2 separate regions of the Homo sapiens genome follow, and region 2 is linked to region 1. Evidence: chromatin contacts called from ENCODE Hi-C data. All regions are on one chromosome and are shown on one strand. Each heading gives the region's core, a stretch centred on a gene start or an enhancer-like site at or near the end of the contact. The rest is flanking DNA. Distances are from core to core; before and after follow the strand shown. Region 1 holds the start of PEX7 (peroxisomal biogenesis factor 7). Region 2 holds the start of CCDC28A-AS1 (CCDC28A antisense RNA 1).

Region 1 (4,743 bases), core at 1-2,500:
TAAGACTCTTCATGATCTAGCCCCAGTAAAACACTCTACAGTCTCCCCACCCAATATTTTTTTCACCGTATCCCTTCCATCTGGCCAGGCTGAGTCCTGGCAGCCACGACCCCCTATGGATCATGCTGGTTTAAATCTCCTGGGTTGCTCATGTTATTCCTGCTCCTACAAAGATCTCCATCTTCTTGTCTACCTAAAGAAAACCTACTCATCTGTGTGCAATCACCATAAAGACTTATCTCTCTTCTGCAGCCTTTCCTGCAATTTCCATACCTCTGGCACGGACAATCACCTTTTAAAAATACCCCATATAAATTTATCATAGCCTCTACAGTATTTTGATTACACTTAACTAATTACATGACTTCTCTTTTAGTCTTCTTCTCTAATCTCTTGAGGCCATGGACCATATCCCATTATTTTGAATCCCAAATGCCTAGTACTGTTCTTGGTATATGGTTAAGATGATCATACGACTTGGTTTGTGCCTGTTGACCTGGCTTAATAATTACACCCTCTTTACTCTCAAAAGTATCTTGGTTTGGCAGATAAATTATATTTGGTCATTCTCCACATAGTATATGCCTGGCAATAAATGAATGAATGAGCACCAGCATCTGAGCACTTATTACCATACAATATATACATGTATAGTAATACTTTTTAAAAAAGTTGTATATGATGATGTGCTGCTTTTTTGCTTAGCTTCATTAGAACTGGCCAGCTCCTTTTTCTCACTTGCCAAGCATGGGGAGTTGGTTTGGAGTTGGTGTTTCATCTTTTCCAGTTACAGTGTGAAAGTAGCCCACCAGCCCACGCTCTTATTCCTAAAGACCGCAGTGACTCCACGGACTTAAGTTCTCATTGCTTCCAGTTTCCTTGGGCAACGCAGCACGCAATTTTGGACGCGCTGCGTGGTTTCAGAGTCGGCTGTAACTTTTCTCACTTTATAATCATCAGGAAAAGTTCCTGATGCCAGTCTTCCAAACGCTCAATGAAATAAAAACCAGATAGCACCGCAGAGGAGGCTGAGATGCAACGACAAAAGCTGTCGTAATTATTAATAATACCTAACCCTGGATCACTCCCCTGATAGATCTGTATCTTTGCAGCAGGCGCAATTCAGTTTGGATTCACCCAAAACAAAAATGGTCTCCGTCGGAGTCAACGCCCTTTCCTGTGCGGACCAATCAGAATCTCAAACACAGGGCACGGGGCCCACACTTCCGTCCGGTCTGCCTGGTCTCTCTAACCGCGCCAGTGTGCCTCCGACTCGGAACGGCTTCCGCGGCCGGGGCAGCGAGGGCCGGGGGCGGCGGGCGGGATGAGTGCGGTGTGCGGTGGAGCGGCGCGGATGCTGCGGACGCCGGGACGCCACGGCTACGCCGCCGAGTTCTCCCCGTACCTGCCGGGCCGCCTGGCCTGCGCCACCGCGCAGCACTACGGCATCGCGGGTGAGGCGGCGCCGCGCAGCTGGGGCCGGGGGGCGGAGGCGGAGGCGGGGGCCAGCCGGGCTCCAGTTCCTCGCGCTCGAGGGAAAGCCCCTCTGAGCGTAGACGGTTCCGCGGGTCCACGCCAGGGGGCAGAAGAGGCGCTGGTCGGCGCTTCTCCTTTCTTTGCCGAGTGCGAGGAGTTGGTCTGAAGCAGGAGTCGATCTTCCAGTTGTGTGCAAGTGCATATACGTGTAGCCTAGTAGCCCGTGTCCTTGTTCCTTGAGACCGCGCTGCCTCCGCCACGTGTCACACGCCCAGGCACACGTCCCCGTAGGGAGAGCCGGGGGAGCCTGCGCGGTCCCTTGGATCGGTCCGCTCGGCACAGCAGTACGGGGAAGACGGTCTGAGCCAGAACCGACCCAGGGCTCGCGAGTTGGCCCACAATTCCCAGTCTGCATTCGAGCACTGAGCTGCGACCTGCGGGCTGGCCTTCCTAAGGACGATGCTCCTGAATGGACGCCTGGAGTCCCACGGGTGACACCATGAAATATATCAAGTTCAGTTCTTACCTGTAGTTGTCTAACGAGGAATGCACACATTCGCAAGTAGGTGTTACAGACTCCAGTTAATTGTCTCCCGTCGCGCGCATTGGCTCAGCCTGTGGTTAAAGCTGCTCAGGAGGCTGAGGCGGGAGGATCGCTTGAGCCCGGGATGTTGAGGCTACAATGAGCTGAGATCACATCACTCTGCCCCAGCCCAGTGAGCTGAGATCACATCACTCCACTCCAGCCTGGGTGACAGACTGAGACCCCGTCTTAAAAAGAAAAAAGGCCAAGCGCCGTGCGGTGGCTCACGTCTGTAATCCCAGCACTTTGGGAGGCCGAGGTGGGCGGATCACTTGAGTTCGGGAGTTCCAGACCAGCCTGACCAACATGGAGAAACCCCATCTCTACTGAAAATACAAAATTAGCCGGGCGTGGTGGCGCATGCCTGTAATCCCAGCTACTCGGGAGGCTGAGGTAAGAGAATAGTTTGAACCCAGGAGGCAGAGGTTGCGGTGAGCCGAGATCGTGCCATTGCACTCCAGCCTGGGCAAGAAGAGCAAAACTCCGTCTCAAAAAAAAGAGTCCATCTAGTCCGTGGACTAGATGAAAAGGCGTAGGTTCATTCTCGCTTTTGCCTTAATTCATGTCCTAGCTATTATACGCACTGAAGCGAGATGCAAAAACTCATTTCATAATGTCAGTGGTCTATTGTATTTTTTTGTTTTGTCCTACAGCAGAAAAAAATGTTACTTCTAAAACTCAGAGAAATACTTGATTTATTTTCATTATTAGCTCTTAGTGCTTGCACATTCAGATTTACATGGCCCACCAGTTAGACTGAAGACTCATGAGTCTATAATGGTAGTAGTTTTCTTTTTTTCTTTTTTCTTTTTCTCTTTAGAGACAGGGTCTCACCCTGTTGCCTAGGTTGAGTAGAGTGGTGCAATCACAGCTCACCGTAGCCTCCACCTCCTGGGCTCATATGATCCTCCTGTCTCAACCTCACCAGTAGCTGGGACCACAGGCATGTACCATCACACCTGGCTAATTTTTGATTTTTTATTTTTGTAGAGACAGGGTATCACTATGTTGCCCAGGCTGGTCCGGAACTGGGTGCAAGCGATCTTCCTGCCTTGGCCTCCCAAAGTGCTGGGATTACAGGCGTGAGCCACTGTGACTGGCCTGTAATGCTACTTAAAATCTTATGCAAAAACTCTTTAAAGGGAATTGGTATTTAAAAAAAAAAATTCAGTCATGTTTAAATAGAAGAGATTTTCCCCCTTGGTCTCTATAAAAAGTAAACATAACTTTTAAAATACAATGGCCCTTTGGTAAAATAATCTTTGACAGGTAACATATTAATACTGTTTTCAGCACTTTATTACCACCAGTTATGTAGTAAATCCCACCAAGTATCTCCGCATTCATATTTTGTTTTAAAATCCTGTGTGAGATGTGTTTTAGATTTACTGGTGAGGAGTGCAGTCCCTGGGGTCTGTAAGCCAGAGGTTTCTCATCTGTCAGTAGGAATGATAACACCAACTTGGAAGGTTTGTGTCTCTGGTGCCTTGTCTGGCTACAGAGTAGGCCCTTAAGTATTTCACCCCCCTGTTAGGTCCATGTCTGAATTCCAATCATAGGTGCAATGGGAAGTTGAATATTTAGTAACTGAAGTACAATATGGAAAAACAGAAATAGAGAACACATTTGGTATTCATGTCCCAAAAACTTTAGGGAGAAATTGATCACCTGACCATTTGGTATTCAAGGTCCCAAATACTTTGGGGAAAAATTTGTGGTATTAAAATCAGGTATCAATTACTTGATAACTCCTTGACTTTCGATGTTACCCTGGCAGGTTCAAAGGGATGACCTTGATTTTTTTTCTCTTTAGGCTGTGGAACCCTACTAATATTGGATCCAGATGAAGCTGGGCTAAGGCTTTTTAGAAGGTAAGGGGGCTGAAATTATTAAAGGTATATATTGTTGCTATTAAAGCCTTAATAGAATTAGGTTTTGACTCTTTGATTAATGTTTTAATATACAGTATAAAAGGAACCTTGGCGTTTGCATAGGATGAAGCTTATTTTTAGCTGATTGTGGTGGTGCGCACCTGTAGTCCCAGCTATTCCCAAGTCTGAGGCAGAAGGATCACTTGAGGCCGGGAGTTCAAGACCAGCCTCGTGGGCAACATAGGAGGACCCCGTCTCTAAAAGAAATTTTTTTTTTTTATGCACAGAGTCTGGCTCTGTCACCCAGGCTGGAGTACAGTGGCGCCATCTTGGCTCAGTGCAGTCTTCCCCTCCTGGGTTCAAGTGATTCTCCTGCCTCAGCCTCCCAAGTAGCTGGGATTATAGGTGCCCGCCACCACACCCGGCTAATTTTTGTATTTTTTAGTAGAGATGGGGTTTCATCATTTTGGCCAGGCTGGTCTCAAACTCCTGACCTCAGGTGATCTGCCCACCTTGGCCTCCCAAAGTGGGTATTATATGCGTGAGCCACTGGGCCCAGCCTAAAAATTTTTTTAATTTTTAGGCCGTAGTCCCAGCTACTTGGGAAGCTGAGGTGGGAGGATTGCTTGAGTCCAGTTCAAGGCTGTAGTGAGCTGTGATTGGGCCACTACACTCCAGCCTGGATGACAGAACAAGACTCTTTCTCTCAAATAAAAAACAAAACAAATCTGAAGCCTGTCTCTTAGTGTCCACTCATAAATTATAAAATTTAAACATAAAAAAATGTGGAGCAGTATACTGTGTACTATTACA
Region 2 (4,707 bases), core at 1,372-3,871, 2.0 Mb after region 1:
AGGGAGGAACTCTAGATTTTAGATTAAAGAAATCACACTTGAAACTGTACCTCTACAACAACTCTATCTTGCGTCACTCTGTCCCTAGCCCAGTACAATTCACCTCACTAACCCTCTGCTTCCTCAAACATGTTAAAGTTCATTTTGCCTAATGGCCTGCATTTTAGCCGTATGTTCTATTCAAGAATGCTTCTTTTCTTCTCCTTCTCCTTCTTATTTTTTTTTTATTTTTTTGAGACAGGGTCTCATTTTGTAACCCAGGCTGGAGCACAGTGACATGATCATGGCTAACTGCAGCCTTGACCTCCTGGGTTCAGGTGATCCTCCCACTTCAGCCACTCAAGCAGCTGGGACTACAGGCCTGCATCACCATGCCCAGCTAATTTTTGTATTTCTTGTAAAGACAGGGTTTTGCTATGTTGCCTAGGCTGGTCTCCAGCTCTTAGGTTCAAGCTATTTGTCTGCCTCAGCCTCCCAAAGTGCTGGATTACAGGCAAAAGCCACCGTGCCTGGCACTCAAGGACTCATTTTCCTCAGATCATTCCATGGCTGGCTCATGCACTTTATTCATATCTCTACCTCAAAGCTGCATTTTCGGGAAGGCCTTCCCTGATACTTCTCCTTCAGTACAAACTACTTTTGACCTTAAGCTGTTATTTCAGGACTCTCATCTGACTAAATGAAACTATTTTATTTGCATACTAATTTATTGTCAGTCTCTTATATCGGGAATATAAGATCTCTGACTATAAAGCTCTTGTACCTTTTGTTGATAGATGCATCCTGACCTCCTATCACAGGGTGTGGCTAAAATAGGGACTTAAAATAGGTATTCAAAACCTGAATACCTATTTCTGAATACCTGAAACATGTCCATTTAGAAGGGTACTTTCCTGTGTCCCTACATCATGTTGGAGGTTGTAAACACAAATGCTACAGGGCTCAGATGGGTACTAAAGACAAAGAAAAACTAGATATTACTTGAACTGAGGTAAAGGAGGCAGATGCTTTCCAGCTTGAACCATTGTTGCCAGGCTACAATGCACATCTAACGTAGTCAGATCTTCCCGTTAATTCATGGGATGCCACATTGTTTTTATTCTTTCAATTTTAGCTGTTAGCAACCAATTTGAAAAAAAAAAAAGTAGCATGTGAATCACCAGTTGCAAGCTCTGTTCATACAAATAAGACAATTCGACATTAATTAAAAGGAGAAACTGGGAAAAGATATTGAGCAGACTGTACAGTAGTGTTTGTAATGGTGAAAAATGGGAAACAACCTAAACATCCATCACTATGGGAATTCCCAAATAATTTGTGACAAATCTATTTGATAAAGTCTAGCTATATTTATCAATGTGGATAGCTCTCAAAAACACAGAATTTGGTGAAAAAATCAAGTTGCAGATCAATACACAAAATATAATAGCATTCATGTAAAACTTCAAATGCCCCAAACCATTCTACATATTGTTTATAATACATAGTAATAGTTTAAATATAGAAACCTAGATTGGCAAGATACATATCAAATTCATGATCCTGGTTGCCTCTCTGAGGGTGGTAGTAGAATGGGACTGAGAATAGGGAACACCTTCTTTATCTGTAATGCTCCATTTCTTTCATTCATAAATCTGTTCGTTCTGGATAGTGGGTGCGTTGTTTATTCTGTGCTTTTTTTTTTTAACATTTCAATAGTTTTGTTTTTTTTTTTTAAATGGCGGGTGGCGGAAGAACATCCTATCCTAGAAGCCAAGAGACTGGGGTTGTCTTTGCTCTGCCTTTTCTGGCATGGATACAATCTCTAGATATGGTTTCCCCATTAGCTAATGCGGGGGGTGCTATGTGGTGTTCCTCCAGAGTCCCTTCAATCTAAGGACCTGTGAATCTAAAACCTTCCCACCTCCCACTCCAACACCGGGAAGGCTACCCAGACCAGGCAATGAAACGTGCATTTCTTCCCTCATTTAAGATAGATCTCTTTCTCTCAGCCTGCAATTCCTTCTCCAGAGGCTTTAAGTATAGTGGAAGTAGAACTATCTTTGACGACAGAGAGACACCTGCATCAATTAGCCTTTCTGAGCCTCAAATTCCCCATTTGTAAAACAGAGAGTATAACACCTACCCATAAAATTGTAGAGAGGTTTAGATACACCGTTATGTGTAGGGCCCGAACAGAGTAGCTATTAATAGTGGTAACAGACTCTCAATTAGGGGCTCAACATCATGGTCGCTGAACAGAATCACGGTCGCTGAACAGAATCACACTCTTCACGCCGCCTTGGAGCCAAAATTAGTTTAGCCGCGAGAAGTCCGGGCAACCAATCGGAAACAACCAAGGAACAGTTGCATGGCGACACTCTGGTTCCGCCTTCGGGCATGCTCGAACAGCATTCTGGGAATTGTAGTTCGGGGGGGGAATCTAACACTCACCGAGGGGCGGAGTAGCTTCCGGAAAGGGTACTGCATTTCCCGTTTCTACCTCCACTGCACCCGCTTATTGCGTCTTGCTCCTGGGTCACAGAGCCTAAAACGACACACCCAACACGCCCGCCGGAGTTACAGCTAAAGGAAGGACAGGGGAAGCAATGAAATGCCGAGGGCGGAGCCAAGAGCGACACTGGGGGAGCAGGAAAAGGCGGGGCTTCCGCTTGGGGCATGGAGGCTGTACCTCTTACGTCACTTCCGTAAACAAACGGAGCTGCGGAGGAGCGGGTCCCGGGATGTGACCGGGGCTCTGCTTGTGGCTGCGGCGGTGGCTTCTGAGGCTGTCGGGTCTTTGCGGGTTGCGGAAGGGGGCCCCAATACCCTTCTTCTTCAGGTATGTAGTGGAAGCAAAGGAACCTCCGCAACCTGCCCCTTTAGGCCCTTCCCACCACTCTGGTCACTGCTGGGTACTGGGCGGTGAAGGGTCATCGCTTCGGTAGATTGGGGAAGGGGAATGAGGTGATGTCAAGAGGGATGCCCAGTGGTACTGCTTGGAGGCAAGACCTGGCACTTAAAACCACTGTGTGAATAAGTAACTATGAGCAGTTTACTTATTATGCCTTCTCTAAAACATTCTTTGCTGTTTGATATACAGGAAGGGTTTCAGTGCTCTTGTGACAGATGTAATTTTCCAAAAACGAGGAAATCGCGAGTGCTGGCTCCGCAGAATATTGTGGTTTAGACCACCACTGGTTTATTTGCATTGCTTTACTTCCTAGATTTTTTTTTCTTGTACCACCAAGTGTGTATTAGCATCGTTAAATTTCAGGCCAGCGTGTTTATGCGTATCATACATTTTTACAGATCCTTGCCTCTTCAGAGAACTAATCGTCTCTATTCAGTCATCTTTCAAACTCTCATTTAATTTGTGTTGCATGTTGAAACAACACCAGAATTATTGTTCTGTTACAAAAAATGCTTCTTAAAAGAAAAATTGTTAGCCAAGGTTTAAGTGGATTGACACCCAGTGGTATCTGGGATTAGAGACTGGGCATTGGAGCCTTTCCCAGAAAGCCTCTTCTTTGGCAGTATTGTAGCTCCAGTTGTAATTGTCTAGCGTCAGCCAATTTAAGCTCAGTGGTTTAAATTCCAGTGCCAGTGGCACTAAGTCCAGGCAAAAGGAAAAAGAAAAATTTATTGAATTCATCAAATAATTATTTTAAGCGACAGCAATGGGTTTGAATCTTTTTGAATGGTCATGGCATGCCTAAATTAAACACAGCATGCCAAAAACGGCCTAATGTTTCTAGAAGGCAATTTACAACCTGATGAGGTAGAGATAGCCATATAAATTCATCTTATGATATATGAAATAATGAAGTTAAGAAAAATTTAACACTATGCACAAATAAAGTATGGAAGGGGTTTTTTTGTTTTGTTTTGTTTTGTTTTGTTTTGTTTTTGAGACGGAGTCTCGCTCTGTCGCAGTGGCACCATCTCGGCTCAGGGCAAGCTCCGCCTCCCGGGTTCATGCCATTGTCCTGCCTCAGCCTCCTGAGTAGCTGGGACTACAGGCGCCCGCCACCACTCCCGGCTAATTTTTTGTATTTTTAGTAGAGACGGGGTTTCACCGTGTTAGCCAGGATGGTCTCGATCTCCTGACCTCGTGATCCGCCCGCCTTGGCCTTCCAAAGTGCTGGGATTACAGGCGTGAGCCCGGCCGGAAGGGTATTTTTTAAATAGATGGATGTTAGAAAATAGAGCGGATTAATAGATAAAGTAAGGGGATTGTGTAGGGATAACTAGGAGGCCTTACACGTATTCCGCATGGAAGGGCCATCTGTAACTTCACATTGTTAACTTTTTTGATATGGGCAAAACTAAATATATATCATAAAATTCACGTTTGTTTGGAAATGGTTAGAGAAAGTATATTCAAAATAGGCAACGAACAAGTTTGATTTTCTAGAACTTCACTTATCACCAAGCTAGAATCATTATTAGCCCTAGCTAGAAACTGAGTTTCTGTTTAGTAGTTGAAGTAAGGCTTCTAGTTGATTTTTAAAATGCTAGTAAAATCCCTATGACAATTATACATCTGTTTGAATCTACTTGGTTCTTCTTAAGCATACATTTTGGAAGAAAGACCTAAAGGCCACCTGAAGCTTGAATCAGGCTGGGAATATTATGTGGATCATTTGTTTATTGTTTATATGTTGTTCCCCTTGTAAAATGTAGGCTTCTTGAGGTCAAACACCTTGTTCAGTGCCGTCTCTCCAG

What was found. A loop is a pair of places that touch in the nucleus more often than their neighbours do. Pooled maps may share reads with other maps.
Region 2: a loop to region 1 is called in a map of naive thymus-derived CD4-positive, alpha-beta T cell, with 20 times the contacts of the local background. The contact joins the promoter of CCDC28A-AS1 here to the promoter of PEX7 in region 1. A Hi-C loop is called at or near these places in 2 of 168 maps with a recorded cell type or tissue (CD8-positive, alpha-beta T cell and naive thymus-derived CD4-positive, alpha-beta T cell) and 10 of 50 pooled maps.

What each region holds. Positions count from the first base shown.
Region 1 is chr6:136,821,342-136,826,084 of GRCh38, forward strand. It overlaps PEX7 (peroxisomal biogenesis factor 7), which reads left to right and starts at 1,251. Exons shown (of 10, transcript NM_000288.4): 1 at 1,251-1,454; 2 at 3,873-3,930. The coding sequence starts at 1,325. RefSeq lists enhancers at 822-971, 855-1,587, 1,588-2,320, 1,702-1,861 and a silencer at 1,152-1,531.
Region 2 is chr6:138,771,082-138,775,788 of GRCh38, forward strand. CCDC28A-AS1 (CCDC28A antisense RNA 1) reads right to left here and starts at 2,622. Exons shown (of 3, transcript NR_161205.1): 1 at 2,434-2,622. CCDC28A (coiled-coil domain containing 28A) reads left to right here and starts at 2,688. Exons shown (of 6, transcript NM_015439.3): 1 at 2,688-2,821. RefSeq lists enhancers at 1,739-2,413, 2,414-3,087, 2,451-2,500, 2,521-2,580, 2,941-3,000.